Linked DNA regions of Homo sapiens: region 1 is linked to region 2. Evidence: chromatin contacts called from ENCODE Hi-C or POLR2A ChIA-PET data. All regions are on one chromosome and are shown on one strand. The core of a region is the stretch at or near the end of the contact, and the rest is flanking DNA. Distances in the headings are between cores, read along the strand shown.

The links. A loop is a pair of places that touch in the nucleus more often than their neighbours do. ChIA-PET counts read pairs that join two places held with the same protein, here RNA polymerase II (POLR2A). Pooled maps may share reads with other maps.
Region 1: a loop to region 2 is called in a pooled map, with 4 times the contacts of the local background. The contact joins two enhancer-like sites. A Hi-C loop is called at or near these places in 1 of 37 single-sample maps with no recorded cell type and 3 of 50 pooled maps. POLR2A ChIA-PET finds 5 or more read pairs at or near these places in 2 of 52 experiments (Panc1 and common myeloid progenitor, CD34-positive).

What each region holds. Positions count from the first base shown.
Region 1 is chr16:24,032,224-24,038,838 of GRCh38, reverse strand. PRKCB (protein kinase C beta) reads right to left here. Exons shown (of 17, transcript NM_002738.7): 4 at 6,592-6,615; 5 at 3,292-3,420. Among named protein-coding and RNA genes, the nearest start is that of MIR1273H, 170 kb to the left of the region's middle. Within about 2 kb of position 3,603, at least 6 of the 41 ENCODE cell types and tissues checked have a DNase peak (open chromatin) inside an H3K27ac peak, as active enhancers do.
Region 2 is chr16:23,946,008-23,951,885 of GRCh38, reverse strand. The region is part of intron 2 of PRKCB (protein kinase C beta); the gene reads right to left. Among named protein-coding and RNA genes, the nearest start is that of PRKCB, 110 kb to the right of the region's middle. Within about 2 kb of position 1,830, at least 9 of the 41 ENCODE cell types and tissues checked have a DNase peak (open chromatin) inside an H3K27ac peak, as active enhancers do.

The DNA of each region.
Region 1 (6,615 bases), core at 2,354-4,853, 85 kb before region 2:
GTGTTTGGTACAAAATTCCACCAGATACCAGGCTGAAGAAGACTTCCACGGAGACCACACTCTCGCCAAGCTTTTTCCCTGCCTGAGGAAGGAAGCATGGTTCCTTCACTTCTCTTTTCCCATGAGCAGCCCAATAAATCACTGGAACAAAATCCCCATCTTGGCTCTATTTTTAGAGAACTCGGCCACAGCATCAGGGCTCTCTTCTATCATCCATCAATCAACAAGCCCATGCTGAGTACAGGCTGTGCCCAGCATGGTGTATGGGCAATTGCAGGGCATTGTGACATGGGGCCAGAGGCCCAGGTGCTCACCCCTGCTCAGCATGTGACATTGGTCAGGGTGTTCAGCCTTGCTGAGACTTCGTTTTCCCTTCCATGATGGCAACAACGTGCCCTTTCCCGAATGGTGTGATATCAAAGTATTTGGAAAAGCACAAAGTGCTATTAAACTTCTTTATACATTTGCCTGCTCTGAACATCCCAAAGAAATGAAATCCTACAATATGCCAGGGTCTCACTATGTTGGCCAGGCTGGTCTTGAACGCCTAGTCTCAAGCAATCCTCCTGTCTTAGCCTCCCAAAGTGCTGGGATTACAGGTGTGAGCCACCACACCTGGCCTTTTTTGTTTGTTTGTTTTTCTTGTTTTTGTTTTATGAGACGGAGTCTTGCTCTGTCACCCAGGCTGGAGTGCAGTGGTGCAATCTCAGCTCACTGCAACCTCCACCTCCCAGGCTCAAGTGATCCTCCTGCCTCAGCCTCCCAAGTAGCTGGGATTACAGTCGTGCACCACCACACTTGGCTAATTTTTTGTATTTTTAGTAGAGATGATGTTTCGACATGTTGCCCAGGCTGACTCCTGAGTTCAAGTGATCCACCCACCTCGGTCTTCCAAAGCGCTGGGATTATAGGCATGAGCCACTGTGCCTGGCCTATTGTTTTTTTCTTTTTCTTTTCGTTTCTTTTTTTTTTTTTTTAAACGTCTTGTCTTAAGCCACCCAGTTTGTGGTATTTTGTTATGGCAGCCACAGCAAATGGATACACCTCCTATCAGTGTGTCCTGAGAAGCGGGGGCTTGTGATCCAGGTTCTCAAAGTTCACAGCATATCTATGATTAAGGGGGAAGACTTTGACCTTGAACTTGAAGAAATATTGTACTGTACCACATCAGAACAAAGACTCCCTAAGGAATGCCCATAGGAGGTGCCCTAGCCAAACCACAAAAGGAATAAATACGGTGGAGGGCATAGAGAAACGAAACGAAACTAAACTAAACAAAAAAGTAACCTACTATATAGTACTTTTGAGTCAAACAGACCTAGGTGAGGAAATGTGTTTTCTGATGGGTAGAATGATAACTTAACTCATTTGAGTTGTTGAAACAATGTAAATCAGATACTGCCTGTAAGTGCTTTTCACAATGATTAACACATTTTAAAAACTAAACACATCTTAGCTATTGTTTTATTATTATTGCAAATGGTGTGAGCTCTTGGAATATAACTTCTCTGAGCCGTGGCTTCTTTGTTCATAAAACAAGAATAATAGAAGGTTGGGCGCAGTGGCTCACACCTGTAATCCCAGCACTTTGGGAGGCCGAGATGGGCGGATCACTTGAGGTCAGGAGTTCTAGACCAGCCTGGCCAACGTGGTGAAACCCTGTCTCTACTAAAAATACAAATATTAGCCAGGCGTGGTGGTGGGCGCCTGTAATCCCAGCTACTCAGGAGGCTGAGGCAGGAGAATCGCTTGAACCCGGGAGGTGGAGGTTCCAGTGAGCTAAGATGGCGCCACCACACTCCAGCCTGGGCAACAGATGGAGTCTCCCTCTCAAACAAGAATAATAGAGATTTCACAATGTTGTGAAGGTGGAAAGAGATAACACGTAAGGTTTAGAGCACTGCACATCCCATGCGGCCCATAAATGTTGGCTGCCCGCAGTCATGCTTTGGAACGAGTGTATTTCCCACAGAATGACACCAGAGGGAAGCAGAGTCTCATATTTGTCTCACCAGCATCGGGAACCTCAATCAGTGGGGAAAACTGGCTTCCCTTGAACCTGAAACTGCGGGATTTCCCCTGGGGCCCCCAAGCATCACACTGGGAGGCAGGCGACCACTTGGAGGAAAACATAATGCAATGGATTGCACATTTTCTAAAATCTCACTGGGCTTCACGAAATCTCAAGTTTAAAAGAATTATATTGTACAGGGATAAGTATTTTTCAGCTTTTACACAATCTACGTAAAGCCCCTCCGCAACCCAGGGCTCAATGCATCAGAGCTACTGAACCAGTCTGAGGCCTCAGAAACACTAATTTTTGCAAAATTAATCTCTTCCATGATCAATTTCCTGAGTTACCAACTCATAAACCCTTATTTATATTCATTAGATATATAAAGTCCACAGTAGTTTGTCACTAGCCTTTGAGAAGAAATTCCTGCAAAGTTTTAGCTCCACTCCCAGCCAGCTCAGTGCTGGTTATACCGGGGCTTATGGCTGAGTATTCCTCAAGCCAGTGCTGCTGAGTTCCAATTTTGCTTGAACTTCCCATATCAGAGCCAGGTATGTCTTGAATGCTGGGATACATGAGTGACAGCCCCACCACCACCACCACCACCACCACCAGCAGCTCCTCCTCTCACTGCATCTCCCAGGAGACTGTACCATCCTGCTTTCTAATTATCATGAAATATTTTAGACATGCAGAAAATATAGAGAATAATAAAATTACAGCATAGCCACCATCAGGTTCAAGAAAGAAATATTTCAAATATGTGGAAAGCCCCTGAATTGCACCCTCCAACCCTCCTCCTTCCCAAGATATTATATTCTCCAAATCTGGGGTTTATCATCAAGACTCCATTTTTCCTGCTGGAAAAGTTTGCGGAAGAAGCAAGCTTCCCTTCTCTGCTATCTGAGTAAAGGAAATGCAACTACCCATCCCAAAAGATTACTAAAAAAGAGTGGGAAATGAGAAGGAGAGAAGGGAAGTGGAGGATCCTGAGGAAGTTAGAAGTCCAAGGAACTCAGACGTCTCCTCTCTGAACCCAAGTCAGCCTGGGGTGCTGATGGACGAAGCTTTGAGGGTGTACAGTTTCTAAAGATCCCCCTGCTGCAGGGAGGGGCTGTCATGGGCAGGGCATGGGGCAGAAGCAGTGCCACACCCCCTCCCCGTCCCTGGACTGCCCCACCCCTCCACTGGACTGCCCCACCCCTCCGCCACCCTCCCCTTCTCAATCACACAGGTCAAGCAAGGTCAGGAGCCAGTGGAGCCCCAGGGCCACCTACCGAGGACAATGAGGACGTCCCTGTCGATGTGGGCCTGGATGTAGATGCGGCCGCGGCGCTCCGTGTGGTCCGTGCCACACAGGCTGGGAACATTCATCACGCAGCGCTTGTGCACATTCATCATGCAGGCTGTGAGGGCAGAGAGAGGGGATGTGGCTTAGGCTGGCCCAGGCTGGGGGCTGCAGACATCTGCCCCACCCAAGACCGCTGAGCCCTTCCTGTTTCCCTCCTTTGAGACAGCTGAGACACACGAGCCTGGCTGAGACCAACTTGCCTGCCAGGATCTCATCAGAAGGGCTTTTCCAACTCTTCCCCCTGAACCCTGATGGGCAAAGGAGGTAGAACTTGTCTGTTCCCCACCCACAGCCAAGGGTGCAGTCTGAAGCAAGCACACCCCACACCCCTTAAGGCTCTGAAGCCAGAGTCACCAACTTCAATGCTCACAGGCTGGCTGGTCACATGAGTGAGGAAAGCTAAGGGGGTGGCAGGGACTTGGCCAAGCCAAGTGGGAAACAGAGCAAAAACATTCCCCATTTCTCAACGTATGCAGGAATCTCGATGTGTACGTGACAGCTCTGATTTTTAAATATTAACAGCTAATAGGTTGGGCTCCCTGGAAAGAGTCTGAGACGGGGAGTTTTGAGCACAAGGTTTTTGGGGAGTGCTCTTGTGGGGAGAAGTTCGTTTGCCACGTGGATGCAATCAAAGCTGATGTTAGGGGGAGCCCAGAGCTGAGATGACCCTTCAGAGTTGTTCCAAACTGAGACAAGAGGGCTGGGCACCACAATCATCTGGTCTCCCTGGAAGAGGCATTATCTTGGGCAATTATGCAGGATGGGGCACTGCTGTGAACCACAGCTAGGGGATGGGGTGGGACCATGAAGAGGGGGTCTGGGCTGGCCATAGTGTCCACCATAATTAATTACAAGGAAAAAGATTTAGAGCCAGGGCAGGGTGGATAAAATGTGCCTATACACTGAATTTGGCCTTCGGCCATCTCTCATGTTATAGGATATCCACTCCCTCTGCGCACTCCTCCGTAGAGTATCTGTGTCTATTTCAATGTGGTGGGTGATTTCTTCTAGGTCTTGAGCAATAATGCCCCACTCCAGGAAGGTGTGCCAGGCACCCAGGATTCTCCAGGGGGACGCTAGTTCCAGTTGGAGAAGCCAGAAGGAGAGGCCAAGTCACCCCATGGGCCCCTATTTCAAGGGATCTGGGGGCAAGGGACCCTTCTCAGACCACCCAAGTCCCAGGAGGCAGCAGGCCTATTACAAAAACTAGAAATGAGTTGTGGGGAGGGAAGGGAGAGCCCTCTGGGACCTGAGCACCAGCCTGAGCTCCCACCCACCACTGTCTCTGAGGCAGGGACATTGTCCCTATATTAGGGCCCCATGTGTGGTAAGAGGAGCTGGTGTCCTGCAGGCAGAAGGCTCCAACCTCACTGTCCCCCTGTGGCTCTTGCCATGTTTCTGTGTCTGTCTCTCTGTTTCCACGTTGCTGCATGTCTCTTGTCTCTGCTGTCCCACTTCTGCACGTGGCTCACTGCCTTGGCCGTGTCTGTGAATCGGTCTGTTCCACTCTCTGCACTTGTCTCTGGCCTCTTTGTCTCTCCCTTTCTCCAACTGTGTCTCTCTGCCTCTCTCCTCCGTGTCTCTCTGTGGCTCTCCATGTGTGCTTCTGTCTCTGTCTCTGGTCTTTCCATCTCTATACCTCTGCATGAGCCTGTGTAATGGCGTCTCTCTCTGTGTCCATGCCAATCATTTTATCTTTTCTTCTTCTTCTTCTTTGAGAGTCTCACTCTGTCACCCAGGCTGGAGTGCAGTAGTGTGATCTCAGCTCACTGCAACCTCTGCTTCCTGGGTTCAAGTGATTTTCCTGCCTCAGCCTCCCAAGTAGCTGGGATTACAAGTACCCACCACCTTGACTGGCTAATTTTTGTATTTTTAGTAGAGATTGGGTTTTGCCACGTTGGCCAAGCTGGTCTCAAACTCCTGACCTTAGGTGATCCACCCGCCTCAGCCTCCCAAAGTGTTGGGATTACAGGAGTGAACCACTGCACCTGGCTTATCTGTTGGTCTGTGTGTCTGCCTGTCCCTCCTTTTGCCTGAGTCTCTCTCTAGCTGAGTCTCTCTGTAGCTTCCACGCCCCACATTCCTCCCTGTGTTAGGGTTGCATGTGTCCATCTTTCCCCTGCATCTGTGTCTGTCTATGCATGTGTGTTTCTTGCTGTCTGTCTTGCTCCCTACCACCCTTATTCACCCTCACAGTCCTCTCTGTCACTCTCTGCCCTATGACTTTCTCCCTCTGTCCTCTGGGCCTCAGGACCCTTGGGAGAGCAGTACCACTAGCCTCATGACACCCAGCCTGCTGCAGACCAACAGGTCTGTGGGAGCCACCAGCACCTCCAGTGTCCCTGTAGCTTTGTGGCCATAGCTCTCAAAGCCTGTCTGCTCCCCTGCCCCACAGGCCATCCGGGCCTTGGCCTCATAAAGAGGAGTCCTACCCCACCTGCCTTTCCTACCACATCCTGGCCAGAGAATGATGCTCTTTCCTCCTCCAGCACAAACCTGTGGGTGCTGCAGGGCCACAGGTCTTCTCCATGCAAAGAATGCATCAGCCCCACATCTCAATGCTGAAAACAGTGGTGGTGCATGGCTGCAGAAATGCCCATGATTTGTTCATGCCTCTGGGTGTCAACAGCCATGGACTGCCCCTTCCCACACTGTGACTGTGCATCTCACATGCCACTTGCTTTGACCAGTGGATCAGGAGCAAAAGACACAAGTAGAGACTTGAAGTGTGGCTGCCAATGGGACTTGCCCTCCTAAGAAACTCAGGACCCTGTGACCTCCGTGCATGCACGGAGGCTAGGTAGCCTAGCCCACTGAGGAGGAAAGACACGTGGCCTGGTCATCACCATCACCCAGATGACAGCCAGCCATCCTCCAGGACATGTGGGTGAGGCCACCATGGCCCAGACAGCTCCCAGCCCACCTCCATCTGCTAATCCACCATGAACCATGAGTTCATGCTTTATGAACATGCGTGACATCAGCTGAGGCCAGCCCAGATTCAAAGAACTGCCTTGCAGAGTCATGAGCTAAAAAAATGTTTATTGTCTTCAGTCACAGTGTTTTGGGGTGGGAGGATCATTATGCAGCAACAGATAACTGGTACACCAGCCCCAACGAGGACAGGGGGGAATGTATGGCAGACCTGGACCCCAAACCAAGTGGAAGCAGCCCTTCCCATTGCTTCTGCCATCAGCAGATGCCCCCAGAGAGAAAAAGTACTTACTGTCACATTTCATCCCCTGGTGGA
Region 2 (5,878 bases), core at 581-3,080:
ACACATTTGACTGTGGAAGTGTGACGTTCCTGTATTACAAAAGATTTCATAAACCAAAAGAAAAGACATAGGACAGACCAAGGGGATTTATTTTTAGACTAAATCACGGATTGGCATCTAGAATATATAAAGAGTTACTATCAATTAATTAAAAAAAAAAAGACAGGGGACCAGGTGCAGTGGCTCATGCCTGTAATCTCAGCACCTTGGGAGGCTAAGTTGGGAGGATGAGTTGATCCCAGGAGTTTAAGACCAGCCTGGGCAACATGGCAAAACCCTGTCTCTACAAAAAAAAAAAAAAAAAAAGCCTGGCATAGTGGTGTGTGCCTGTAGTCCCATTTACTAGGGAGGCTAAGGTGGGAAGATCACTGGAGTTGAGGTTACAGTGAGCTGTGATCTGGACACTGTACCCCAGCCTGGGTGACAGAGGAAGACCCTGTCTCAAATAAAAAAGCCACTAGAAAAATTGACAAAGTAATACGAAGAGGGAATTCCCAGAGAAAAAAATACAAGTGCCCAAAAAGCGTATGCCTAATCTCATGAATATCTGGGAAATGCAAATTAATACAAGATATTTTATCCATTAGATTGGCAAAAATGGAAAAGACTGATAACTCCCAGTATTGGCAACCACGTGGGCTGAAAGAATGATGGAAGAACGCAGGTCTAGTAGAGCACCCTGGATGCAAGGGAATGGGCATTCGATTGCTCTCATTATTCATCTTTCCTCCCACGTGCTTTGCACATGACAGTCACTCAGCAACCCTCTGCAGAACTGAGTCAAACAGGAAAAGTAATGCCGCATATCTGAGCTGCAGAGTGTTCTTATATTCAAACACCCATCCCTATGGCTCCTCTGGGATACTGGAGATGACTGCCGGCAGGATAACAGGTGTGGGAGCCAGGGACAAGGCGGGAAGAGGGCTTGCTACTCAGGGAATAGAGTACCCCATTGATGCTGGTCACTCTTCCTTTCCTACCAGGGATGCTCAGGCATTCCACTCCTTCACAGACAGCAACCTTGCCCTGAGAAAAGAAAGGCTTATGTGTGATTATTCACTATGGAAAATAAGGAGGAAACAGATCAGGAGAAACAGGAAAAATAAAGTTTCACTTGCTAAAGTGAAACTGCAAAGAGGCACCAGCCTGAAAGGCAAAACCAAGGCCTAGATAGACAAGACAGCAGCAGGCCCAAAATGCCCACTGATGCCAGGAGGCCCCTCTGTTCTACCCAATAATGGAAACAGCCAACACGTGGGTTTACTCTGTGCCAGGCACTAAGACCTCAGGTACCTTATCCCTACAGACCTCAGCCTATTTTAAAAGGAACTCAGAGAGGTTAATCAACTTGTCTGAGGCCACACAGCTTGTCCACGGCAGTACTGGGGTTTGAACTTAGGTCTGTCTGACTCCAGAACCCCGTGCTCTTACCCATACTGCTTAGCTTTTAGCTGGCCCAGTCCTGGGAAGTCAGCCCTCCAGGAGGAAGCCCTGCCTGACAATGGGTTGGGACTAGAAGGAGATTTATGTCCCCCATTCTGAGGAAAAGCAGGAGCACCAGTTGGGGAGTGGGAGGACCCAGTGGGACAGACAGCTAAGAAGAGAGTCACTATTACCATTCAGGGACACACAGAGTCTGGAACCTAGGTTACTTCCAGGCTTAAGGGAGTGTGGGTGTACCCACCCTCCACCCCACCCACATCTGGTGCCGCTAGAGGGATCAACAGAAAAAAAAAAAAAAAAAAAAAAAAAATTCAAATCATAGGGGCCAATGCTGCTGTTGGCAGAAGCAGGAGGAAGTGGGCCACTGGGGAGGCCACATCCGCCCCACGGCGAGGCTCCTTCGGTTAGCATGGGCAGCAGCAATGCAAGGAGAGGGAAGGAGGTGGTCTCTGGGCCCAGGTGAGGGAGAAAGGAGAGGCTCTGGGTGTCATCCCAGCCTGAGGCACAGGGAAGAGGTGTGGGTGGCTGGACCCAAGTGGCTCTGGCACTCCTAGATCTCACAGAGATCCCAGCCTACCTGTGAGACCTCAGGCAATTAATTTAAGCTCTCTTGCCTCAGTGTCTTCATCTGTAAAATGGGGATAAGAATGTTATCTTCCTAGTACTGGGTGGAACTACCACCACCTCAACAACTGGTACCTGCCTGGCTTCATGCCTACTGGACTACCCCACTGCCACTAAATTGGAAACTCTATGACAGCTTGTCTGGCTAGTTCACTGCTGTATCTCCAGCACTTAGAACTGTAAGTGGCACCGAGCAAACACCCAATAAATATTGGTTGAATTGTTAACAATAGGTGCTCAAAAATATTTGTTGAAGAAAAATAAAGGAGACAAAGAATAAAACGATAGAAGGTAGAGAAAAAAGAGGGGCAGAACGGAGGAAGTTGGACCCCCAGGAAAGTTCCAAGACCATGAGAATCAACTGAGGTTGGCCAGTTAGCCAACCTGCTTCTCCAAAGAGCTCTGCCCAAGATAGTACTATGTTGTCAGAGTTAATAGAACCAAGCACTGCTTATCACTAGGTGACTGGGCTCGTGTTTTAACCAGTTTCTGAGCTTGAGGCAAGGTCTCCTTTCTCTTCCTTATCTAAGGAGGCCCCAGGGGCTGGCCCTTTCTTTCATTCGTTCTTTCTTTTGTCCATTCGTTCGTTCTTTCTTTCTTTTGTTTGTTCGTTCTTTCTTTTCTTTCTTTCTCTGGGTTACAATCTCATTCTCTGTCCCTGGCATCCACCTACAGACTCCGGAAGAGTGTAAACATTCTAGTGTTCACCTGTGGTCTCACACAGTGCAACCTCTGGGCCAAAGCCAAGTGTTTACGCCTGAATCACTGTCACTAGAACGGTTGCCTCTGATTACCACTCCTCGAAAAATTATGCGTTGTCAGTAAAAAACCAACAGGCGTGCCCAGCCCAGGTGTAGATCTCATGAAACCCTGTACTACTGACAAGTGATTTGCAAGGACCTTTCCACACCCACAAATCTCTGACAGGAGATGCATGGTGGTTAAGAATGTGTGCTTTGGAACCAGAGGATCTGGACTCAAATCCTGGGCCTCCACTTATCGACAGTGGAACCTTGAGCAAGTTAGTTCATCTCTTCTTGACTCAGTTTCTTCAGTTACAAGAAGAGGATAATAACACCTACCTCACTAGGTTACTGTGAGAATTCAAGGAGGGCCAGGCACGGTGGCTCACACCTGTAATCCCAGCACTTTGGGAGGCCAAGGCAGGTGGATCACTTGAGGTCAGGAGTTTGAGACCAGCCTGGCCAACATGGTGAACCTTATTAGTCTCTACTAAAAATACAAAAATTAGCCAGGCATGGTGCTGTGTGCCTGTAATCCCAGCTACCTGGGAGGCTGCGGCATGAGACTCGCTTGAACCCTGGAGGTGGAGGTTGCAGTGAGCCAAGATCGCACCACTGCACTCCAGCCTGGGCAACAGAGCAAGACTCCATCTCAAAAATTAAAAAAAGAATTCAATGAGATAACACACATAAAGTGTTGTAAGCAGTCAAGATTCTTATTTATAAACATGGAAGCCCACTCTAACCAGTTTAACCAGGAAAGACAAGCTTTGGGAGGCCCTGAGAATCCAATTAGGACACATTTAGAAAGCCAGAAGAAACATCTTGACCACAGTACAGAACCCGCTGCCACCACTCCAGAGTCCAGACCAGGCAATCTGCACTACAGATGCTGTGAATATTCAACATTCACAAGGGACAGATCTTGCTAGAAGCCCCACCATAGCTGACTCTGCAGTCTGGACATACTTAACACCTCCCCCTCCAGAACAGATCAAACACAGTGTCTGCTGCTTCTAGCCACCAATTCAGAGTCCAGCAAGGACTCACCTGATTGACAGATCCTAGGTCACATGTCTGTGCTCTAGCTGCAAGGGAGGTTGGGCGAGTGGGTTTCTGAGTTGTGCATTAAAGAGACATGGGTTTATGAGGTGGCGAATTCACAAATATTAAAAAAAAAAAAAAAAAAAGCGGCTCCAGAGTGTGTGGCCAGAAAGAATGACAAGTGTCTCCCATTAGCTCTTGGCACAGTGCCTGGCTCATATGTGCCCAATGAGTAGCCATTCCCTGGAGATGTCGTTTAGGCCCCAAAGCAAGAAGATTCCTGTGCCCCAATCATTCTTCATCTCTCTGGGCCACCCTGTTACTATTCCAAAAGGTTTGGATTGAACCCTTACCTTTACTCCTCCTAACTCTTGTCCTGACTATATGCATCTATGTATCTCTGAAGACCCCCACTGGAGCCCAGAAATAAAGGCAAGTACTGCTTATGGCCTGGCAGGAAAATGCACCAACCAGCTGGTATCACAGATTCACAGAACTTCAGAATGCCTAAACTAGAAAGTGACTCTCTCCTACTGTCTTGTTTTGCAAATCAAGAAATTGAATCTAAAAAGGGGAAAGGACATGACAAAGATTGCCCAGCAAAGTCCTGGCAGAACCAAAACTAAGATCAAGGAGAATGAGGAGAGGAGCCCAGGTCCCAGATCTTCCGCAGCAAACTAATATTGCACTGAGCAAGATGCCTTTAGCAGGGCTGAGCAGCTGCTCCAAAGGAACCAGTGCAGAACAAGGATGCTGTCTCGAGAAGAGCAGTCTTAGAGGTCATGGGAACAGGCAGCAGAGTAAGTTGAAGCTGCAGGACCCCAAAATGCTATGTCAGGATCCCTTAGCCCCTTGCTACTCAAAGTGTGATCCATGGGCTGGGCATGGTGGCTCACGCCTGTAATGCCAGCGCTTTGGGAGGCCAAGGCAGGTGGATCGTTTGAGATCAGAAGTTCGAGACCAGCCTGGCCAACATGGTAAAACCCCGTCTCTACTAAAAATACAAAAATTAGCCAGCAGTGGTTGCATATGCCTGTAATCCCAGCTACTTGGGAGGCTAAGGCAAGAGAATCGCTTAAGCCTAGAAGGTGGAGGTTGCAGTGAGCTGAGATCACACCACTGCACTTCAGCCTGGATGACGGCACAAGACCCTGTCTCAAAAAAAAAAAAGACAAAGACAAAGAAAGAATGAAAGAAAACGTGTGATCTATGGACTAGCAGAATCAGCACCATCTGGCAGCTTGTTAGAAATGTAGGATTCCAGGCCCGGCCCCTCCCCAGACCTACTGGATCACAACCTGCATCTTAATTAGATCCACAGGTGATTCTTCTGCACGCTAAAGTTTGAAAAGCCTATACTAGTCAGTTCTGGCCTAAAGAGGAATTCAAAAAGAAAAAGTTAGCCTGCTAAGAATCAGCATTTCTCTGGATCTATTATGTGTCTGACACTACGTTAGGTTCTTTATGGACTTAACTCATTAAATCTTAACAACCCTATAGCCCTCTAAAGTAGACTTTCAGGGTCCCATTTTACAGATGAGGAAACTGACATTTAGGCAAGAGATATAACTTACCCTTTACCGCTAGGTCTACCTGGTAACTGACAACTGATATGATGGATGACAGCAAGGTACCGGCATCTGTCATCCATCATACCAGCTGTACCTTCAGGTACCACTTCAGGGTACCTGGTGACTCAAAACTACTCATTCTTTGGGTGGTCTCTTTAGCAAAGCGGTGCCCCTGAATGAAGCTCCTCTTCAATACTATCCAGGCAGAATTAGCCAGCCCTGTCATTCTCTAATAATCAGAGGTGGCTTATGTAACTCTTCCCTTAACCTCTGACAGCCCAGTGAAGTGAGTAGAGAAGGCACGAATCTTAGAATCCACTCTGCCACTGATTTGCTGTACAATAACAGAAACATTATTTAACCCCTCTGAGCTTTGGCTTCCCCACCTGCAATGAGGAAATAAATCTTAGGTTTCAGAGTTGCTACAAGCATAAAATGAGAGGATGTATGTCA